Regions from separate parts of the Homo sapiens genome. Here region 1 is linked to region 2. Evidence: read pairs that join two places in POLR2A ChIA-PET (ENCODE). Cell type or tissue: A673. All regions are shown on one strand. Each heading gives the region's core, and the rest is flanking DNA. Links, peaks and the distances in the headings are about the cores only. Region 1 has its middle 120 kb from the start of GALNT7. Region 2 overlaps GALNT7 (polypeptide N-acetylgalactosaminyltransferase 7).

The links. ChIA-PET counts read pairs that join two places held together with the same protein. Peaks named below come from ENCODE experiments on the same cell type or tissue, not always from the same donor. Only the 100,000 strongest peaks of a DNase experiment are listed, where the experiment ranks them.
Region 1: POLR2A ChIA-PET joins it to region 2 with 5 read pairs; 2 of 35 experiments call an interaction of 5 or more read pairs at or near these places.

Annotation. Positions count from the first base shown.
Region 1 is chr4:173,045,498-173,056,571 of GRCh38, reverse strand. No RefSeq gene overlaps it. Among named protein-coding and RNA genes, the nearest start is that of GALNT7, 120 kb to the left of the region's middle. In A673, for the core only: no CTCF peak of the experiment used is centred there; a DNase peak (open chromatin) is centred at 4,761.
Region 2 is chr4:173,180,245-173,191,318 of GRCh38, reverse strand. All of the region lies in intron 1 of GALNT7 (polypeptide N-acetylgalactosaminyltransferase 7), which reads right to left. Among named protein-coding and RNA genes, the nearest start is that of GALNT7-DT, 16 kb to the right of the region's middle. In A673, for the core only: no CTCF peak of the experiment used is centred there; a DNase peak (open chromatin) is centred at 4,988; H3K4me3 peaks cover 528 bases; H3K27ac peaks cover 1,775 bases.

The DNA.
Region 1 (11,074 bases), core at 3,795-6,294, 130 kb after region 2:
AGGGAAGAACTGACCCTTATCTCTTTCCCTTTTCTCCACCATTAGAGCTCAGAGATCCCAAGAGGCAAAGCGGGGAAAGGTGGGTGACTAAATCACCAGGAATTCCCTGAGGTATCTGTTCTGTGTTGTTCCCTTGTGACAATGATGGGTGGCCTTCACGTGTCTGATGTTGTCCTATCATCAGAACCAGGGTTATCCTCAATTCTCAGGACTAACTGTAACTCTAATCCCTTCTCGTGCTACTGAGAAAGCATAACAGAGTACAAGGGAGTGAAAATGATATTATTTTAGGAAAAATTTAAATTCCTTTAGCTCAGTTAAAAATGTAGAAACTTTGGAGCTTTATATGTTATGAATGAATTAACTGTGACACCCCTAATCCCTGATCAAGATCCAGGGGTGGGCCCAACAAGGAATGGAGCACTGCTGCCCTTCCCATGCCACCTTGTTAGGATTTCAAGGGTGAAATAGCTCTCCTCTATCAGCTAATTGAGCCAGAAGGGACTATTTAGGAAAAGGAAGGGGAGGTGTCTTTTACTCCCAAAGATGTATATTCCTAGTTTCCTTCCTGTAGTGAAGATGATTGGATATTTTTATTTTATAAGGGTTAAAGACTTCAAACATATTCAATATTTTCTGTCTTTTTCTTTTTATCTTATTCTCTCAGTAATCTTCAGTCATCTATTAAAAAACAATAGTAAAGGGAGAGTAAGATTACTATGAATGACTTTCCTTTATACATGATATCTGGCTGTGGTTTTTCAATTGGGAAACAGATTTTCAGCCTTCTGGCAAGGTTTACTGAGTATACATTTGACTATTTTTCTCCCTGAATTTTATTATGTAAAAAGCTTCATAGGAGAAAGCTTTGCCATGAAGCTGTATTGCAGGTTTTTGTAAACTTGCATGGTTAGTGTCAACCAATAAACGTTTGATGAATGAATGAGCCAATATCTTATGCAATTAATAATGTTGGCCATCTCATTTTTTACGGAGTGTACTGTTTGTTCAGTCCAACATTGCCAATAATTACTCTTACCCTAGCCCTCCAAGTGAGGGAAAATATGCTCCATGTTCTCCAGATTGAATTCTCATAGCTTAACATGGACACCCTTTTTGACTTTATTATTACTACAAAATCACATAGTCTTCTACTTGTAAGGAACAATGTACAGTGCAATGTAGGAATAAATACCCTCAATTATAGAAATTAGGTTACTTACCCCTGATTATATAGCCAATTAGAACAAAGCTTAACTTCTGTAAAATTAGAGTTGATGACCTTAGGAATTAGAAACAAAAACAAAAACCAGCTTTGTTAAGATGTATGGTAAGCCTTGTTCTTTTGTGGTGATTTAGAATAAGAAGAATTGGCCAAATGCAATGTACCTTGAAGAAGTTTAAGAATATTAATTCACATCAAGTCAAAATCGTCACCATTATGAAAGTAATTACAACAACCACTGCTTTTGCTTATTTTCCATTTATGCGATTCAGCAGTACAAGCAAAATGAGGTAAAGTTATAGGTCAAGAACAGTCAGCCTTCTTCAGTTATTTCTGAAGCCTTTTATGATTGTGTTATAGCCCAATGTTCACCTTAGACTTGTCTCCTTTCTCAGTTTCATGCATTTCTTGTTGCTTAGTTTTAGAAATCATTTCACTCTGGAAAGCTTTCAGATCACAGATTCCTGCTCATAAGTGGATAAATGTGAGTATACTGGGAAATCATACACAGCTTCCACTGTTTTTTCTCTCTCCGCGATTCTGGTGCTCCAGGCTCCTTTGGAAAGGGTTAGAGCTTGTTCCATTAGCAGTGAAGAGTCCTAAAACTATTATACAATGGGTCCCTCTGCCTTAGCTTTATTGAGGTCTAAGCCATTAAGATGAATGTCTACCACGAATGACTCATGTAATATATTAATATCTATACTTGCCATTTCCATCAATGGAAGCTCCATAGATAATTTGTATTCTTCTCAGCTTGTATTGGATCTTTTTTATTTTTCTCAAATGTTGATAATCCTTAGTGAATGCCATTACCATACTCATTTTGAATGGGGTAAAAACATCAGTGTGAGCTGGGAAAGAGGAGAGCAGTCTTTTATAATCTTCTTCCAATGGGGGAACTACATGGGAGTTAAAGCAGCTTAGAGTCATTAAAGGTCCATTGTAAATAAGATTTGTGCTCTTTGACAGAGATTTTTTTTTCCTGCCCACTGCCCAATGGGGTATATTTTCCTCATGCCTCAATTTTTTCCTTGGAGCAGCAATTATAAAACAATGCATCATATCAATCAAAATATTCAGTTAAGATACATTCCTTATGATTTTGAGTGAAGACTTTCATTTACTCTCGGTTACTTTTCTTCCTCTCTCATTCTCCCTCTCTTCTTATTTTATCTATCTCTTTCTCTCTCTGCTTTTCATTTTCTAGGTTGAATTATGGGAAATATTGAAAGTAGTGCGTTGAAGTAGGCATTATTCCTGCTATCCATTCATGCATCCAACAAAAAATGTTAAGCATCTAATATATACATATTTTAGATTAACTGATATCTCTTTACAGGTCTATTGCTGGAATAACATTTAGGAACTTTATATTTGTTTTTGTTTGTTTATTTTCATTGTTTTGCTATACACCAGATGAGTCATTGTCTCTTTATTATGGCTGGGGCTGCAATATAGCTTGTCAAGAACAAACTCTGTAGAAAATAGCTTCATTTCATAGCAGCTTTTCCCCAATTTCATTTGTCTCAGGATGCAGTAAAATTGAACAAACACAGCTCGTCCTACATTCTGAAGATGGGGCACATTTATCAGGTAAGTCTATCAGACATTATTACCACATTTGATAGAGGAATTACCCCTGGTGCAATACAAAGCCAAGGAAGTAAATTAGCAATAAAAAGCTAATATCTTTTTCACTGCTTTGTTTTATTGCTAAATTCCCTGACAGCAGTCTCCTTCCAAAATCCTCATTCATCAAGTGAAACACAATTTTATTGGCAATATACATAAAGCAAATTACAAAATAACAATTTTAATATTGTGGAAGGTGTTTGACAATTCAATTGTTTTGTGAATTCTACTTTCACTTTTTCTTTACTTTTTAATTAAGTGTATATAGTTGCATATCAAAACAGAGTAGAAGACTGTATTTCCTTTGTAAAGCACCTTGTTTATATGTTTTTTATTTATATACTCTAAATTAAGCTGGTTATTATGATGTTATTTTGATACATGATTGATGAATACAGGTTGTAGGGACATTTTCAAGCAGTGAATAGCCTAGATATTATAATCTAGCTATAACAGCACGCAAACAATTTTATTTTAGATAAAGCTTCATGCTCGAACTTAAAAACAGTAAAATAGAACCACGTTGCCTAAATTATTTCAAAGGATTTTTCGTTTTCTTTTCTTTTCTTTTTTTTTGAGACAGAATTTCACTCTTGTTGCCCAGGCTGGAGTGCAATGGTTTGATCTCAACTCACTGCAACCTCTGCCTCCAGGGTTCAAGTGATTCTCCTGCCTTAGCCTCCCAACTAGGTGGGATTACAGGTGCCCGCTACCATGCCTGGGCTAATTTTTGTATTTTTAGTAGAGACGGAATTTCACCATGTTGGCCAGGCTGGTCTCGAACATGACCTCAGGTGATCTGCCTGCCTTGGCCTCCCAAAGTACTGGGATTACAGGCATAAGCCACCATGCCTGGCCTAGGACTTTTCAATAAGTAATCCAAGTACTCAAACCCAAACCTACTTTGTGAACCCCTACATGTTGACTGTGGGTTCTATTTTAATATTTCATATTGTCCATGAGTATTTTGTTCAATGTCTTTAAGAAGAAAATCGGTCCTTATTTTCATCTGCTTTTCCTCTGTAATTGCAAGTAACACCTCATTTCACTCTAAAAAATTATCTGGTTGCACAATAAATAATATGGCCACCCTACCTAAGAAGCACTTTGCTAGATTATAGGCTGCTGGAGGACAGGGTTTCATTAAATAGTAAACTCTTTCATTTACATTTTGCTTTGCAAGTTATGAAGCAATTTCATGTTTATTATCGTATTTCACACAATCCTAAGAAAGTCTAAAGGGATTGAGGATTTGTCCAATTTCAAATGTGAAAGAAAGACTGTAGCAGTCGTTTTTTGACAACTAACCAGACATTTTTCCCTAGCTGCATATACTTTTTAGTCTAATGCAAAAACTCACTCTTGTGAGTTCAACAAACATTTATTGAAATAAATCTAGAGAGAATGTTGCACCCTCAGAGCAAAAGACCAAGCTGCTGACGTTGCCTGAAACAGTTATCCTAGTTTGGGAGAAGAGACACACAAAGTACGATATGAGGGAAGACTGGAGATTTTCCCGTTCTAACATTTCTCTTTACTCCAACAAGAAAGATCCTTTGATTTTCCTACCAAAGGATTTTCACTCATCTGATGTTTTAACTTTCTTGGAGGAAGTTTACTCGGGGTTGATGGAAATAGAAAAGAATTTTTTAAAACAGAAAGAATAATTTCTCAAAGAGCTTTGCATCTTGGCCAGCGGCTTAGCTCTGGTAGCAGATAGTGGAACGTGTGTTGCTTTGCTCCATAGCGGAAATATTCACCAACATTTTTAGAAACTGCCACTGAAGCTGCAGCTCATTTTCTCTGTAGACTTTCTCCCTGGCCATTTTAAACCGTCACTGCCTCAACCTCATAGGCGATTTTCTGGCAGACGACTGATGTCTGAGGAATGTAGAAACAAGGTCATTAGCTTTCCTCCAGTTAAGTCCTTCCTGTCGTTCACAATAAAAGAACCTCAACTCCAGACGCTTTTTCAAGCAGAGGCATTTATTGTCCAGATGAATTGTCCCAAAGATTGTTTTATTTTAAACATTTCAATGGCTGACTCTGCAGAGTTATTTAATACTTGTTTGAGCTCCTTTATATACATATATATATATCCTTGTCTTCCAACTGAAGGCAGTTTTGGAGAATGTACATGTTTCTGACCCTAACCATTTGCTAGCGGGTAGACATTAATGAGAAGCGGCTCCTTGCTTCAAATGCAGCATTTCTTTTGTGAGATTATTTCTTTGACATCTCAGTCACTCTGACACTTCCCTGCTGCTTCCTCTAGGACATTAAAAAAATTGTCTTAAGCAATAAAGCATGGCTGTTTCTTTCTCTCTCCCAATCCCACCCATAGACACTTTCCCACCTCCTTTCATCCATTCTTTACTAGAATAGGGAGTGTTGGACAGGCCCTCAATACTCCCTTTATCTTTAACAAAAACTGAAAGTCCTGATCATCTAATTTTATCCTTTTGATTTGAGATGCACTGTCTAGGTTTTGACCCTAATAGGATATCTTGCATCTGCTGCATTTTTTTTTTCACCATAAAATCTGAACACATGGCTTGGATTATTGGTGCAAAACCACACTATAAATTCCATAACAAACAATTTTCTGGGTGGTAGAGATTTGAATAGCAAACATCAGTAAAGTGAAACACCCTTTCCCATACATTCTCTTTCATGCATCCTTAGTATACACAAAAATAACAGAAAAATATTTGGAAAAAAATAATGTGGAGGATTTACTGTGTGTGCCATTAGAGGCTGAAATTTAAATAAACTGAAAAGAAAAAAATTAAATTACCTTTTGTTTCTGAAGACAGAGGATGAGGTAGAAATGACCATTAAAGAAGGTCTTAGTGTTTATTTTCAATGAAAAGAAAGTTACAAATCTGAGAGAACCACAGTTAAAACAGCAGAAATTCTAAGCTTTTCCTTACCTTCTGCAACTTTTTTCTAACAAAGTTAGTGAACTGAGTTGAGCATAGTGAGATATTGTTACACTTAAAAGACTTTTAATTAAACTTGTAGCATTTTTTCAAAGATGGGGGGAACCATAGCTCAACTGTATTTACACAATGTATTTGAAATTATCTTGGCTGGTTATTTGCCATCAGAAATTAATGTTTCCTTTCCCAAGACAAAACTTGAGAAAAAGCATGGTTTGGGGGCAGAAGGACTAATACACTGAAAAACAATATTGAGTAAATCAGTTCACCATGCTATGCCTTCTTTTGATTTTCAGTTCTATTCTACAGTAGAATGAAGTTCACTAGGAATTTAGAGAAAGGGACAATAATATCAGATTATTAATGTGAGACTCAATACCAGGCACTTCAAGTAGGGGTCTTGATGTATTTGTTATACTTTAATTGAGAAATTTAAGTGATTGAAAAGATATTTACTGTGATACCATAATACTGCCTATTCTTGGTCTTCAAATTCTGTGATCCTGCTTTAAAGAATTTATAGGAGAAACTTTCTTCCAGCTATAAATATTTATTGGATTAAATTAACGCTTGTTTGAATTTTGAGTGTGTTGGGGTTTTATCATTTCCAATAGATGCCTCTTAAATATAACTAAGGCTTTCTAAACACATGTAACATTAACAAAATTATCTTTAAGAAGATATTTTCGAAGTGGTGAGACCATTGGTCTGAACCAATAGCTTTCAAAATGTGGACTCCAAATGTGGTCCAAATGTGGACCATCGGCATCAGCATCATCTAGCAACATGTTGGAAATGTAAATTCTTGAGCCTCATTTCCATCACTAAGGGGTGGCCCAGCAATCTGTGTTTTAACATTACCTCCAGGTGTTTAAACACTAAGGTTCAATGATCACTGACCTAACAAAAGCCAGAGGATTTTTGAAATAAAATGTTCTTAGGCATGTTTCTCTCAATGCAAATTTATAATAGCTTCGGATTACAACTGATCATTCTTCCAGACATCTGCAGTGTTTATTTGTGAACAACCATGTCAGAGAATTAACTTGGATTTGCTAGTGGTAGGAAATTAGGAACTGGGGCACAAAGCAATTATTTATCTCTTTGATAATAGAATTTTCTGTATCTAGTGGCCTAACCCAGAAATTCTGATATAGTAGATTTGGGGTAAGACCTGGTGCTATATTCTAAATGTTTGTGTCCCTACCCCCCAAATTTATATATTGAAATCCTGACCTCCACAGTGATGGTATTAGGAGGGAGACCTTTTAGGAAGTGATGAGGTCATGAAGGCAGAGCTTTCATAATTGGGATTAGTGCCCTTAAGAAAGAGGCCCCTGAGAGCTCCCTTGCCCCTTTCACTATGTGAGGCCACAGTGAGAAGATGTGATCTTTATTTAAACCAGAAACTGGGGCCTCAGCAGACACTGAATCTGCCTGCTCCTCCATCTTGGACTTCCCAGCCTCCAGAACTGTAAGAAATACATTCCTATTATCTGTAAGTTACCCAGTGTATGATATTTTGTTAAAGCAGCCCAAACGGACCAAAATGCCTAGTAATACACATGTTTAACTTGTACCCTCAGAAGAGAAAAACTGCCAGAGAGAATTCACATCAGTGCAGACCGAGAGTCTCAGATGGCTAAGAGATGTGCCTGACAACTTTTCAGAAATAAGACTATTAAAAGAAGGTCAGCTTGGAGTCTTACTGCGAAGTGAGTGCAAATTCTTTGCTTAATGACTGTTTTCCTCTCCCTGAGGACTGAACCCATTGATAATTACCAAGAACACAGTATTTGCTTTTGGATTTGTCATCTAGAGCTATGCAAATAGCTTTAATAGATCACTTCTTTTCTTAAAAGTACCTTAGAAATCTCATTAAGAAGGACTAATCCTGGATTCAGTTCTTACTTTAATAAGCTTGTGGGAAAATCAACAAAAACACACAGGTACAGAGAAGAACAAACATAATTAAGGGGTTAAAAACAGAAGTCCCTAAGGAATGAGTGATCTTGCTATTTTGAGGTACCTCCATACAACTCATATGGGCTTTGCTCTGGGTGAATGACCCTGTAGTGAGGTATAAACTACCATGGAGAATGGAAGGAACAGAGGTCTACATATTAGAAGGCCTGAATCTATCTAGTCCTGATTCTGCTGTTAACTTGCTAGCCCCTTGCAAGCCCCTTAACTCTGAGTCCTTCAGTTTTTTTCATGAGGATTATAATATTATCTACACCAGAGATTGTTATAAGTGTGGAGTGAGATAATACATATAAAATTGCTTAGAAAAACAAAAGCAATAATGCAAATAGCATGTCCACCCATCATCTATCTACCATCTATCTATCTATCTATCTATCTATCATCTATCTATCTACACCTTACCATAATATTGAGAATTAATAGTGTGGTTAATAGGCCATGTTGGCGATCTACTGTTTTGAGCTTGAAAAAATATAAAATGACTGCATTGATTTCAAATAAATTTTTTAAATTATGAAAAAATCATTTAAATTAGACTTCATTCAGCAAAGAGATTTAGGTGGATATAGAACTCTTGATTACAAAGCTTTCATTAAGTAACTTGTAAAGACCCGTGTGAATGCAATACACAGTCATCAAGAAGCTGATTTTGGTCTGGTCCTGTTTGAAGGGAAGGAATAAGTCGAGTTGATTTCTTGTAGACTGTAAGCCTTAATAAGCAAAATACATTTTCTTTCCTACAGGAATTATAAACAGGCACGTGGATTATAAATAGGGTGAGTATTTAATTCGTTACTGAAACTAGAACACTTTTAAGAGTAAAAGGGGCCAGGCATGGTGGTGCGCACCTGTAACCCCAGCACTTTGGGAAGCCAAGGCGAGAAGATCACCCGAGCCCTGGAGTTTGAGGTTGCAGTGAACTAAGATTGCACCACTGCACTCCAGCCTGGGCGACAGAGCAAGACCCTGTCTCTAAAAAATAAAAACAGGCTGGCATGCAGTGACTCAGGTCTGTAATCCCAGCACTTTGGGAGGCCAAGGTAGGTGGATCACTTGGGGTCAGGAATTCGAGACTAGCCTGGTCAACATGGTGAGACCATGTCTCTACTAAAAATATAAAAATTAGTGAAGTGTGGTGGCACATGCCTGTAATTCCAGCTACTCGGGAGGCTGAGGCACAAGAATTGCTTGAACCTGGGAGGCAGAGGCTGCAGTCAGCCAAGATTGCACCACTTCTCTCCAGCCTGCGTGACAGAGCAAGACTCCCTCTCAAAAATAATAAAAGTAAAAATTTAAAAAAACAGTAAAAGGGGCATTATTAAAAATCACACAGGACAAAAATCATACGCATAAAGTAACATAGGTAAACCCAGCACCTAAGCTGTTTAGTTATGAATAGCCCCCTCAAGGTGAGTAAAGTCAGAATAAACTCATCGACAAAAAGATTCTGAAATATAACCAGCCTTTCTGTACTGAGGTCAGTTGGAGAACCACGTTGAAATGAGCAAAGAAGGACAGCAGAGGCCTGTGGAAAGCCCAGGAAGCTATTGTGCTTTGGGAAGAAGCAGGCAACTTCAGGCAGCAGGGATGGAAGAAATGTTTCCAGGTTTCTCTGAAGTGAAGCATCAAACATGTGCCTGAGCTGTTGTCTGCCAAGAGGCTGCAGTACCAGACACACCAGTCTGGTATGTCAAGCTCAGAGATGAGTGACTATGAATAAAAGCTTCAGGTCAATGTCAAGTCTACCAAATAGAGTTGCAAACAGCTCCCAGTTCTGCAAGCAAAGGCTATAGACATAAATCAAAGAGCAATCTTCCAATGTCGGCAGTGTGGGAAAGACTGGCCACTTGTCACGCTTCAGTGTCCTCGGCCACCGTTTCACACATGGAGAGTAATTACAGTTGGTGGTGTCATCTGAGAGGAATGATGGCAGGAGCAGGACTGGTCGATGAGGTGAAGGGAGAGAATGAAGCATGCCCCATGTTGAGAGATACAATTTACTTATCTCCATTTATATGTACTCCCAGAATCATAGGGAATCACTTAAAAATATTTTCCCTTTGAGGCATTCTTTCTCATGATTTATAAGAAATGCTTTATTTCCAGCATATCTCCAGCATGTGTTTATGGAAGCGCGTTGCAGCCTCATAATCCTGCCAGGGTAACAAGCCTAAAGACATTTTACTAAATGAGTTTTTAGGGATAAATCAATGTTCACAATGTCATATTGTTAGGATGATTCTAAATTCTGAAAAAATATAACCTAGCACTCTTCTTCAGGGGAGGGTCAGGTGAACTGCCTAGTTCTGGGGGAGATTCTGCAGTAAGACAAGAAGTCAAAGGCACATCTGGCATAGCCTTATCATCAACTTTCTTCTGAGTCCTTAGGTGTGTGATATCCTGGGCCAAGAATGTCCCACAGTGGCAGGTGTGGCCCTCTATGACTGCTGGATAGCCAGCTTTGTAATCAAAGTGTGATTGAATTTTTTTTTTTTTTTTTAAAGACAGGATCTCACTGTCACCTAGGCTGGAGTGCAGTGGTGCGATCATGGCTCACTGCAGCCTCAACCTCCTGGGCTCAAGTGATCCTCCCGCCTCAGCCTCCCCAGTAGCTGGGATTATAGGCATGTGTTATGACACCCAGCTAATTTTTTTTATTTTTTGTAGAGGCGAGGTTTCATTATGTTGCCCAGGCTGATCTTGAACTCCTGGGCTCAAGTGATCCTCCCACCTTGGCTTCCCACAGTGCTGGGATTATAGGTGTGAGCCACTGCGCCTGGGGCGCTAACTCTTTTGATAGGTCAGCCATAAACTTCATAGAGCTTATTTTTCCAAGAAAGCATTCTTTTTTACTATTTCCTTATGGAGATATTTATAAAAAGATAGAAATAAAAGTTTTTCATCTGAGAGGAAGAAGCACAAAATATTAATAGGTATTTACTTATTTATATTTGGCTTCTTTTAAAACATTGCTCCTAAAGGAAATGATGTCAAGTGTTGGCATGGGTTTCATGTTTTCCAAGAAACATGAGAAGAACGGGCCTAACACACTCTTTCATTGCTTGTAGGTCCATTTTCATTTTCTGTTATTCATTTATTGCATAAAGTTTTAGGTTATCAATTCATAAAGCAATTCTGGAACTTGCATTACTCCCTGAAGCTTCTGATATAGTGAATACTTTTAAAAACAGTTATGTGATCATATTAATGTTTTTAAGTAAATACCAGTGGACATAGAAGCCAATACATTGCTATTGCCAGGGTATTAATCCAGCCTTGAAAAAAG
Region 2 (11,074 bases), core at 3,799-6,298:
AGCATTTATTCAAGCCTACTCCTACTCCCCAAACCAGCCCCATTATTTTCTAGAGACACAACAGGCAGCCAGCCAGCCAAGTACCCCCCCCATCCCATCCCCAGAGATCTGAACCCCAACTTGCCAGGCGCTTTTGTGAGCTTCCAAATTTTGATAATCCCAACCTCTTCCTTTTATTGCCTTAGCCCTATTGGTGCTAGTTCTTCTTGGAATCACTATCTGTGTGTTTCCTTAATATTTCCATTTTTTTTTTTTCAGTCCTCCAATACAACCTGCCCATTGTAAGACCTACCTCTCAATGCTGCTATGCAAATCCACAGACTTTTGCTTATAACCTTCCATGACCCATAATCTTTTCCATGGTTCCCTGACTGCCAACAGCAATGGGGTCTGATAGTGATTTTTGGTAACAAATCTTTGCCAATTCCACGCCTCCTCTACATTTCTGATACAGGATATAGCTCACATACGTGGAGTAGGGATTATTCCAGTTGGCAGAAAAAAGACAAGAGACATTGACTCTATTAACAACCAAGCAAAGCAATAAATGTAGAATTTCAATAAATCATCATAACCCAATGTTCAATAAACTTACTGAACACTAGTGTTAAAAAGCACTGCTTGGTAATAATGAACGCATTAAAAAAAACTTAAAGCCTGGCCCTATTCATGTGAACTTGGGAGACAAGTCTGAAAAGAGACTTGAAATCAACAGTTAACCAAGTAATATAAAAAGTAACAAATTCATGTTTGGATAAGATCAGATTTACACTAGATACCAAGACCATGCTAACTGTGCTAGGCAAGGAAAAGGTGGAACTAATGAAAGTTAGCTACAAGTGACTTTTGACCCTTACTTATACAACTTTATCATTTAAAAAATTATACGGTATTACCTTGTAGCAAAGACTACGATTCCTCCCAATATCCTTTCTCCCTTTCTATCTCATTAGTTACCCACTCACTAAAACCATTTTTAGCTATGCACATGGCTACCTAGAATAAAGATACTGAAAGTGACACGTACAGGTGAAGAAGCAAATCCCTTCTGTTTCCTTCCTTCCTACTGCTGCAATGTGGACATGGTAGTAAAATCTCAGACCACGTAGATGAAAGCAACTCTCCAGGAATGACAGAGTAACAAGAGAGAAGGGCATGGATCCCTAACAGTACCATAAAAGACTATGAAGTCTAAAGCAACTCTCCAGGAATGACAGAGTAACAAGAGAGAAGGGGCATGGATCCCTAACAGTACCATAAAAGACTATGAAGTCTATTTTGCCATTATCAGTTTGGGTATTTATGTAAGAGAAAAAAAAAAAAACTAACATTTTGGATTGCTGTTATAGTAGCCAAATCTATATTTTAATTAACATAAACTTCAAATATTTACTATCCCTTAAAGTTCACACAGAGTCAACAGAATCAACTGAGAGTTGAATCTATTGTTCAGCCTTCATGTATTTCCATAAGATTGGGATAGTGGTAGAAATAATGTTTCCCAGCAGGTACCATTCAAAGACTTCCAGAGCCATTCATGAACACTGAATATGGAGTAAAAATGTTGAAGATAGATAATGTTAATTTTGTACACAGAATTCCCTCGGAGCAAGGGAAGAATATCCATGACTACTGCAGGGAGTTGCCAAAAGAAAAGGTGGTGTTTTCGGTGCATACTTTTATTAGACTAATTTAATTTTAAAGCACTTCATTCAATCTTGCCTATGCAGAAAAATTTATCCAACTAATAGACACAATATGGCTCTAGTGCTTGCAAAATGTTCTTGGAAGTATATTTGATTTGGAGGAACTATTTTGATATTTCCATGATATGAAATGAGTTTCCGATAACTGAAACATAATTCATACACTGGACATCTATTTCTGTATGAATAGAAATCTAATATGGGTTATACTTAAAACCATTTGACTCATAACTGGAGTCAAGGAACCACTTAACGTTGGGGTTTCCTGCATAAAAGAAATTCCTAAACATAAATACTTAGCAGATTCATCAGGCTCTGTGGCAATGTAGCAAGATGGAGGTGACTGCCAAGCAGGGGTTGTTCTAGGAAACCTATTTTAACTATCAGTAGAATTTTTAATTGTGAAATACACTGTAAACAGAAATCTTTTTTGATAAATAACCGCAAGATCAGTGAGAGGTGTTCAGATGGAAAACAATATGGGGAGCATAAGTGCTGATATGAGTGTAAGATGATCACATGAGCACCTCAAGTTTGAGGATTGAGAATGAACTGCAGGTCTCAACCGGGGTTCAAGACCAGGGAGACGAAGAGTATTTGTAAACCAAACAAAAACCACTGGAACACTTTAACCTCTCCCTCGAGGGCAGTAAGGCCAGGGGCTACTCAGCAGCGGACAGGGGAATAATATAAAGTAGGGTGTGTCTGCTTTTGAGGAGTTTAGGAACCAACTGGGGAAACAGCCACGTGCTAAAGAGCATTACCATCAATCATAATCAGGAACTTTGCTGAGGTCAGATATATCGGTATGGACTCAAGTGGTCAGGAAAATCTTCAGAGAACAGGTAGATCCTGAACTGATCTTGAAGGATGGTAAGATTTACACAGCTGGATGATACCATGCTGCACATGAACATGAAAGGAAGGCCTCAAGGCAGAATTCAGCGAGCAGAGGCAGCCAGATTCCTCCCCTGAAGACAGGTCCATCTGTCCACAGCGCTTTCTCTTCTCTCAGGACACTAAAGTTCTTTAAAGAAAACTGGATGTTCTTTAAAAACTGGATCAGTGACCAGGTCAGTTTGTGAAAGATATGCTAAAATGCTGAAGTTTCTTTTCTATAGTACTTTTCAAAGCTTTTAACGTACCAATGTATGCCGTGAAATCTCTGAGGGGGTGATACAATATGCAACACTTATCAACCTTACTGGCCCAAAACCCCTGTTTAAAGTAATGCCTGATAATACACCTTGGTTCATAGAACACAGTTCAGAAAGTGCTACTTGGTGGTACTGAATCCCACCTGAAAAGGTAGGCTCTGCAGTCAGCCTAGGTTTGAACTCTAGTTGTTACCTAGAAGACCAAGTGACCTTGGGCAAGGTAATTTAACTTCTCTAAGCCACAAATTTCCTCAACTGTAAAATGTCAGAAGATTAAATTAAGAATGTAAACATACCTAAGAGTTCAGTATAAGTTACTTATTAGTATTTGATGCTCAATTTTCAGACTAGAATTTTGGCTCCCCACATGGGTGAGGAGTGACTGTGCTGACCTGTTGTATTAGTATATAAGTATAAATAAATGCATAATGTCTGTATGTATTTAAGATGCAAAGACATAGAAAAGAAGAGCCCTATCACCTCAGAGTGAAATAAGTGTAGTCCAACTATGCAATGACTAAAAGAAAAGGTATTTGTTTTAATTTTTACATATTCATAATATGAAGGAAAATGAGAAAATCCTGGAGTGGCTGAGTTGCATCAGGAGAAAGAAAAGAGAAATTATGCTTCACGACACACAGACTATAGGAGTAAGACTAATAAACAAAATTAAGAAACCAATATTTTTATTAAACCTCATATTTAACCCCATGGCACTGACTTAAATTTCTTAATACTAACTCACTAGGCAGAAGTTTAAAAGCCTTAGAGTGCTTTAAAGTCCACAACTTTAAGTTATGAACTATGTTGGGGTAAAGAACAGGGAAGAGATAGTGAAACAAGTAACTGCCACAAAATAGTTGCTCTTCTAGTGATGGCTTCTGTTTCTCTTCATTTAATTGCTGGTTTTGCCAGAAAGCACTCCAAGTTTCAGCAATCTTAATAGACCATCTTATAAAATTCAAAATCATGCCTTGGTTTTTTTCAAGGGCAGGTGAAAAAATTTTGCAAATGTGGTGTATATGACAATTTCAGATCTGTAATTCCCAGTACACAGGTTTTTTTTTTTTTTCTAATGTCCTCTTTCCTCAAACCATCTCAATACTAAAATGACCAGATGGTTAAAAAAAATTACAAATCTATACATATCCTAACAACAATTAAAATATTTCTACAGTGAAATTAAAAAAGCAATCCACAGAGTTTATTTATACTGTGGACTATGTCTATGTATAGTACATATATTTAGGCAAGAAATACACCAATAGCTAATGATAATTATCTTTGGATAGGATGGGTTGTAGATAATTTTGTTTCTTACTTGCTTTAACTTTGTAATATTTTCTACAATGAACATACATTCTTTTTTTCTTAATGTAAATGTATTTTAAAAGTAAGTAGGCCGGGTGCGGTGGCTCACACCTGTAATTCCAGCACTTTGGGCGGCCGAGGCGGGTGGATCACGAGGTCAGGAGATCGAGACCATCCTGGCCAACATCCGTCTCTACTAAAAATATTAAAAAATTAGCTGGGCATGGTGGTATGCACCTGTAATGCCAGCTACTCGTGAGAGTAAGGCAGGAGACCCAGGGAGTTGGAGGTTGCAGTGAGCCAAGATTGCACCACAGCACTCCAGCCTGGTGACAGAGCAAGACTCCATCTCAAAAAAAAAAAAGTAAGTAAACAATAATATTTTCCTCTTTCCCCATTTGAGAACACTGTTCATTTAAGGATATAACTTTTAAGGCAAAAGTCTAAAAGTCCAGGAGAAAAGACAATATTCAGCCCTCCTTCACTTACAATTCAAAATAATGAATTCATAATAAGTTTGCAGAACTTAAGTATTTTCATTTTTAAAGCACTCTTGAAACTATGTACAAATTATGGTGCTCATCCAAGAAGAAGGAACAGAAGGAAGGAAAAACAGTATGTATAAAAGTGCAAGTTAAACCCAGCCATAGAAGCTCTGATAAACGTATCTAAAGGAAGCACAAGAACATTGCTATGAAGTTGATTTTATGTCTACTTTACAGATGAGGAAAAGGAAGCTCTCAGAAAGTAAATCACTCAGCGAAACTCACTAACGCTATTAACAGTGATTGCACCAGCATTTTAACCCATGTCAGAGTCCATGTGTACTTTTACTATATAATGATGTCAGCTTTTATTTTTAATCCGCCAGCTGCCACCTTGTCCTTGGGGAGCTATATGTTTCACAATAAGGAAAATTACACATCAATATAATTTCTCTAGAACATTTAGTATTCATAAGGATTAATGTTCATGGTTATCAACGCAATTTTTTTTTAAAATAGACCCACTCATCCTTCAGACTCCCCAACCCCATGACAAATGATTGGCTTAAGCCATGACCTTGTACTATATAGCAGGCCCCTCCTCCTTTTATGTGGCACATACTTATCTTCTTCCTACACCTTAAAGTTCACTCTCCTTGCCCTATGCCCAAGCTCTCATAAGGAATACCATAATCAAGTTGAATGTAATTTCCCTAGGAATCTTTCAAATTGATTAAGGATGTGTTTGAGTTTTTCAAAATCTCAGTGAGACAGTGACAAGAAAACATCACTAGGATAGCAGCTTATCCCAAAACCATAAGATTGCTAAATCTCTTGAACCTAAATAATGCTTATTTATCTCTTTCTTGACTAGCACACGGTTCATACAAACTGCAGACTCTAAGATGTATACAAGGAAATTAAAAAAACAAAACAAAACACACTTTCCCAGCAGCACAGATTTAACCCCCACTACTTCCTGGTAACTTGTTACAATACAGAGTTCTGAATTTAGTATTCCTAAACTGTAAGTCCTTTTTGCTTGTGCTAAATATCTACTACATTTTAATTCATTATACTGCCTAGGACAGGAAGCATTTAAGCAGTATTATAAAATAAGAAATGCAGTACCTGTATTATTTTAAGAGTAAGGGATTTCTCTCAATCAAGTATGATAGTAATTAAAACCCTAAATTATACTAGCTTCTTTTCCCCAAAAGGAATTTTTCCACTTTTTTTTTTTTTTGAGATTCATTGATCTTCTTCACTCCCAGTAGTAAGTTAAGCATCTAAGAGACACTGTCCTTTCAAGATTCCACATGCCACCCAGTGCACCATTTACTCTGTACATAACATGGGCTGTCCATGCTGCTACACACTTTCACGGAGTGGTGAAGAGAATTCAGTGAACCTGAGTCTTCTCTGGGCAAAGCAAAGGTGATTTCTGACTGATAACAAGCAAACTGAAACAGATCAAATTTCTCATGCATTTTGCTTCATGACAAACCTGTCAAAGCACGGTGATTTTTGTTTTGCTTTTTTACTTTTTTGGTTGTCAGTCAGCTGTTACCAATGTATTTTTTAACGTACACATGTAAAATCCTAAATAAAGACAAACAGGAATATCAGTACTGGTCCATGGATTTAAGAAATTAGGTAAATTAATATGTATCTAAATGGATAGTACCAGAAATAAATCAGGAACCTGACTTAAGAAGGCACTGTATATGTTCTGATCTTTTTTACCACTTAAATATGGTTATCATGTAAAACTGTGGCAAGTGGCCCAATGCTCATAGACAGCTGACAAGAAGTAATGGGGATGGAGTGAAGCAGATTGAAACATCAGTGTTCAACTTTCATAATATTAATATTTCAAAGTACCGAAAACCCTCTCCTAAATCAGTTTTTTTTTTACATTATCAGGAAGTTGTTCCATATAGTAATTTAAATTTGATTTGATTTTCATCACTGCATATATAAGGCAATTTTAAATTAAGCCCACTTCTCCCCCTCCCCCTCCCCCTCCCTCTCCCTCTCCCTGGTCTCCCTCTGATGCCGAGCTCCCTCTCCCTGGTCTCCCTCTGATGCCGAGCCGAGGCTGGACTGTACTGCCGCCATCTCGACCCACTGCAATCTCCCTGCCTGATTCTCCTGCCTCAGCCTGCCGAGTGCCTGGGATTGCAGGCGGGCGCCACCATGCCTGACTGGTTTTCATATTTCTTGGTGGAGACGGGGTTTCGCCGTGTTGGTCGGGCTGGTCTCCAGCTCCTGACCGCGAGTGATCTGCCAGCCTCAGCCTCCCTAGGTGCAGGGATTGCAGACGGAGTCTCGCTCACTCAGTGCTCAATGTTGCCCAGGCTGGAGTGCAGTGGCGTGATCTCGGCTCGCTACAACCTCCACCTCCCAGCCGCCTGCCTTGGCCTCCCAAAGTGCCGAGATTGCAGCCTCTGCCCGGCCGCCACCCCGTCTAGGAAGTGAGGAGCGTCTCTGCCTGGCCGCCCATCGTCTGGGATGTGAGGAGCCCCTCTGCCCCGCCGCCCAGTCTGGGAAGTGAGGAGAGCCTCTTCCCGACCCTCATCCTGTCTAGGAAGTGAGGAGCGTCTCTGCCCGGCCGCCCATCGTCTGGAATGTGGGGAGCGCCTCTGCCCCACCGACCCGTCTGAGATGTGAAGAGCGCCTCTGCCCGGCCGCGACCCCGTCTGGGAGGTGAGGAGCGTCTCTGCCTGGCCGCCCCGTCTGAGAAGTGAGGAGCCCCTCCACCCGGCAGCCGCCCCGTCTGGGAAGTGATGAGCGTCTCCGCCCGGCAGCCGCCCCGTCTGGGAGGTGGGGGACAGTCCCCGCCCGGCCAGCCGCGCCGTCAGGGAGGTGGGGGGCAGTCCCTGCCAGGCCAGCCGCCCCGTCCGGGAGGTGGGGGGCAGACCCCGCCCGGCCGCCGCCCCGTCTGGGAGGTGGGGGGGCGCTTCTGCCCGGCCGCCCCGTCTGGGAGGTGTACCCAACAGCTCATTGAGAACGGGCCATGATGACGATGGCGGTTTTGTCGAATAGAAAAGGGGGAAATGTGGGGAAAAGAAAGAGAGATCAGATTGTTACTGTGTCTGTGTAGAAAGAAGTAGACATAGGAGACTCCATTTTGTTCTGTACTAAGAAAAATTCTTCTGCCTTGGGGAAAAAAAAAAAATTAAGCCCACGTCAACCCAGGAAAATTTGCAGTCCTTTGACAGAAAGGAGCCTTGTGCCAGAAAACCCAATCCCTAATCTTTCTCCCATTCCTGCTCAATCACTGATCTTTACATTTCATCATTCATCCCTCTCAAGACCTGTGGTATTTCAAAGGATATAACAGCCTATTAATGCAGCTTTAAAAAAAAAAAAAAAGTGCAGCGTGTGAGAGGAATAGTGGGAGGGGGTGCACAGAGATGACACAGAGAACACATTTTTTTTAAGTTCCATTATCTCTAATTTTAGAAATGAAATTTTATTTTCTCATTATCACTGGCTCAAGAGTTAAAGGTTCGGTTACCTTTTACCTTTAATTAAAAAGTATCAGGTACACAGAGAAAAAGCAGTGTGTGTGTGTGTGTGTGTGTGTGTGTGTGTGTGTGTGTGTGTGTGTTTATGTGTGTGGATTATGAGTAACCTGCTAGCCTCACCATTCAAAGGTTTGGTTATCTTTAATTTAAAAGTATCAGGTACATAGAGAAAAAGCAGAGTGTGTGTGTGTGTGTGTGTGTATTATGAGTAACCTGCTAGCCTCATCATTCAAAGGTTTGGTTATCTTTAATTTAAAAGAATCAGGTACATAGAGAAAAAGCTGTGTGTGTGTGTGTGTGTGTGTGTGTATTATGAGTAACCTACTAGCCTCATCATTCAGAGGCAACACGCTGTTGTGTCTGTGTGTGTGTGTGTGTGTGTGTGTGTATTAAGAGTAACCTGCTAGCCTCATCATTCGGGGCAACACGCTGTGTGTGTGTGTGTGTGTGTGTGTGTGTGTGTGTATTATGAGTAACCTGCTTGCCTCATCATTCAGAGGCAACACGCTGTGTGCCCACATGGCAAGTTTACTTTTTCTAGCTACCTGCAGTCAATAAAATATACAACTGACATTTTTTATCCTTAAAATAATCATTCTTACTTTTAGCACCCACTGGAACCCAAAAGAAACTGACCAATGAATCACTCAAATTCCAGGCCTCATAATCAGAGAAAGGAATCCACTGTTCCAAGGGAGAAAAAAATAGATTGTAGTTATTTTTAAAAAGAATTAAAGGAATAGTAGGAAAAGTATCTCAATTCACCAGAAAACAAAAATACTGAACAAATGTATATTACTTTTGCTCTTACCTTAAGTTTTCTAATTTTCTATATTTAAAAAAGCATCTATTCCTTAACTGACACTTACAACTTCCTTTTAGTTATTCTTTCTGCATTTATAAATGCAGAATCATAAATCATTACACAAGACATGTTATTTTTAAACATAAGTACCTGTCACTTAAGCTAAAGAAGTAGTTGCAAATAAGAATAAATGTTTCAAGCCATTCATTTATCTTTAGGAAGTGATTTTTGCCAACATATAAGAAAGATTTTAACATTTACTTTTATCTTACTGTTACCAGTTAACAGAGCGGTGGTCAAGGATGATAACTGCTTCTTACAAAACATGATTTTACCACTGTGAAACTATTAGACTCTCTGGCTGTGATTCACTTTCCATTTAGTCATAGTGTATAGGCTGATCAAACAAGAGTGGCTGTACTCTTCTTGCAGTCATAATTAATGGAAAGTAAGACGAAGCCGCATTCATTAAAACCTTCCTCAGATTTTCAAATAGGACACTGGGAAAAATAATATGAGAATGACCATACAGTATATATGTATTTTGACCAATACTTGGATGATACCGGCAGTTCCTTTCTCAGGCTAAGCAAACAGCAGGACCTGGGAAAAGCCATGGTATTTTCAGCTTTATTATGTCTGTAGGTGATTCCACTCTTCAAAATTTTCAAAGTTAACAACTGTGCTTTCACGTACCCTACATTTATTTTAAAATAGAAGTGTTACATGTGCCATGATTTAGAGTCTAAATGTTAGCTATAAGAAGAGGAATAGAGTTATCTTAATTTCATACAGAAAATGTATTTCTTTAAAATACCAAGGTATTTAAAAATCATCCTTTCTTAGTATATTTTTAGAATAGAGAATTTTAGAAAATTATTTACTAAAGTATTTTTTTCTCTACTACCATGATCTCCCTGGACTGTAAGCAAATTTATTTTCACTGATCACTAAAAGGGAAACATTCTCCAGCCTCTTTGACGAACACTGGACTTAGAATTTCCTCTGAGGCCATCACACAGGGAGCAACAGTTAACGAAACTGCAGGCCTGTATATCCCCATTCCAGCAATCTTCTGCTTAAATGTTCAAATATAATTATATATTTTAAGTGATAAAAATTTCCAATCTTGACAGTAATCTTTTAGTTTAAGAACATCTACCACAGTAGAAAAATCTGCATGTGTAAAGTAATAAAATTTCAGTCATTTCTATTCCATTACTCTAAAAAGCACTTTGTAGTCATTTATTCTGTACCATAATTGAGAGCTTATTTGCCAAAAATCTAATGGATTTTTAAAATTCATTTTAAATCATCCTGGCAAGAACTAGCAGATTTTTGAACAGGGGTGTTTAAACACTTCCTTTCAAACGAAGATGTAAAACTCTGCAAACAGACTGTAAAGGCACAGCACACCTTGCTGTATTTGAGATTAAAAGATTAAATCTGTTGGATTAGGCAATAAGAAACACAATGATCAAATTGTCTAATAAAAATTGCATGGCAAAATACTGAACTGCCAGAAGAAAACTACCAGGAGAAGGGTAAAGATTTAAGTCTTCTCAAGTAAGCACAATCAAAACCTATATCCAATGAGACAAACATTTTAGAAAATACCTAAGACAAGTTTTGAAATGGCTATGCAAAGTATACCTTTGACTTCCAGGTACACAGGCTTTCATTAACAAAGAACTGGGCAGGTGCAGTGGCTCACGCCTGTAATCCCAGCACTTTGGGAAACCAAGGCAGGCGGATCACCTGAGGTCAGAAGTTCGAGACCAGTCTGGCCAACATGGTGAAACCCCATCTCTACTAAAAATACAAAAATTAGCTGGGCATGGTTGTGGGCGCCTGTAATCCCAGCTACTCAGGAGGCTGAGGCAGGAGAATTGCTTGAACCTGGGAAGCAGAGGTTGCAGTGAGTCGAGATTGTGCCATTGCACTCCGGCCTGCATGACAACAGTGTAACTCCATCTCAAAAAAAAAAAAAAAAAAGGAACTCCAATATGATGAAATATATTGCATGGTAAATTTTTCTAGGCAAATAATTTCTTTTACAAATATGTGTTTTTCATAA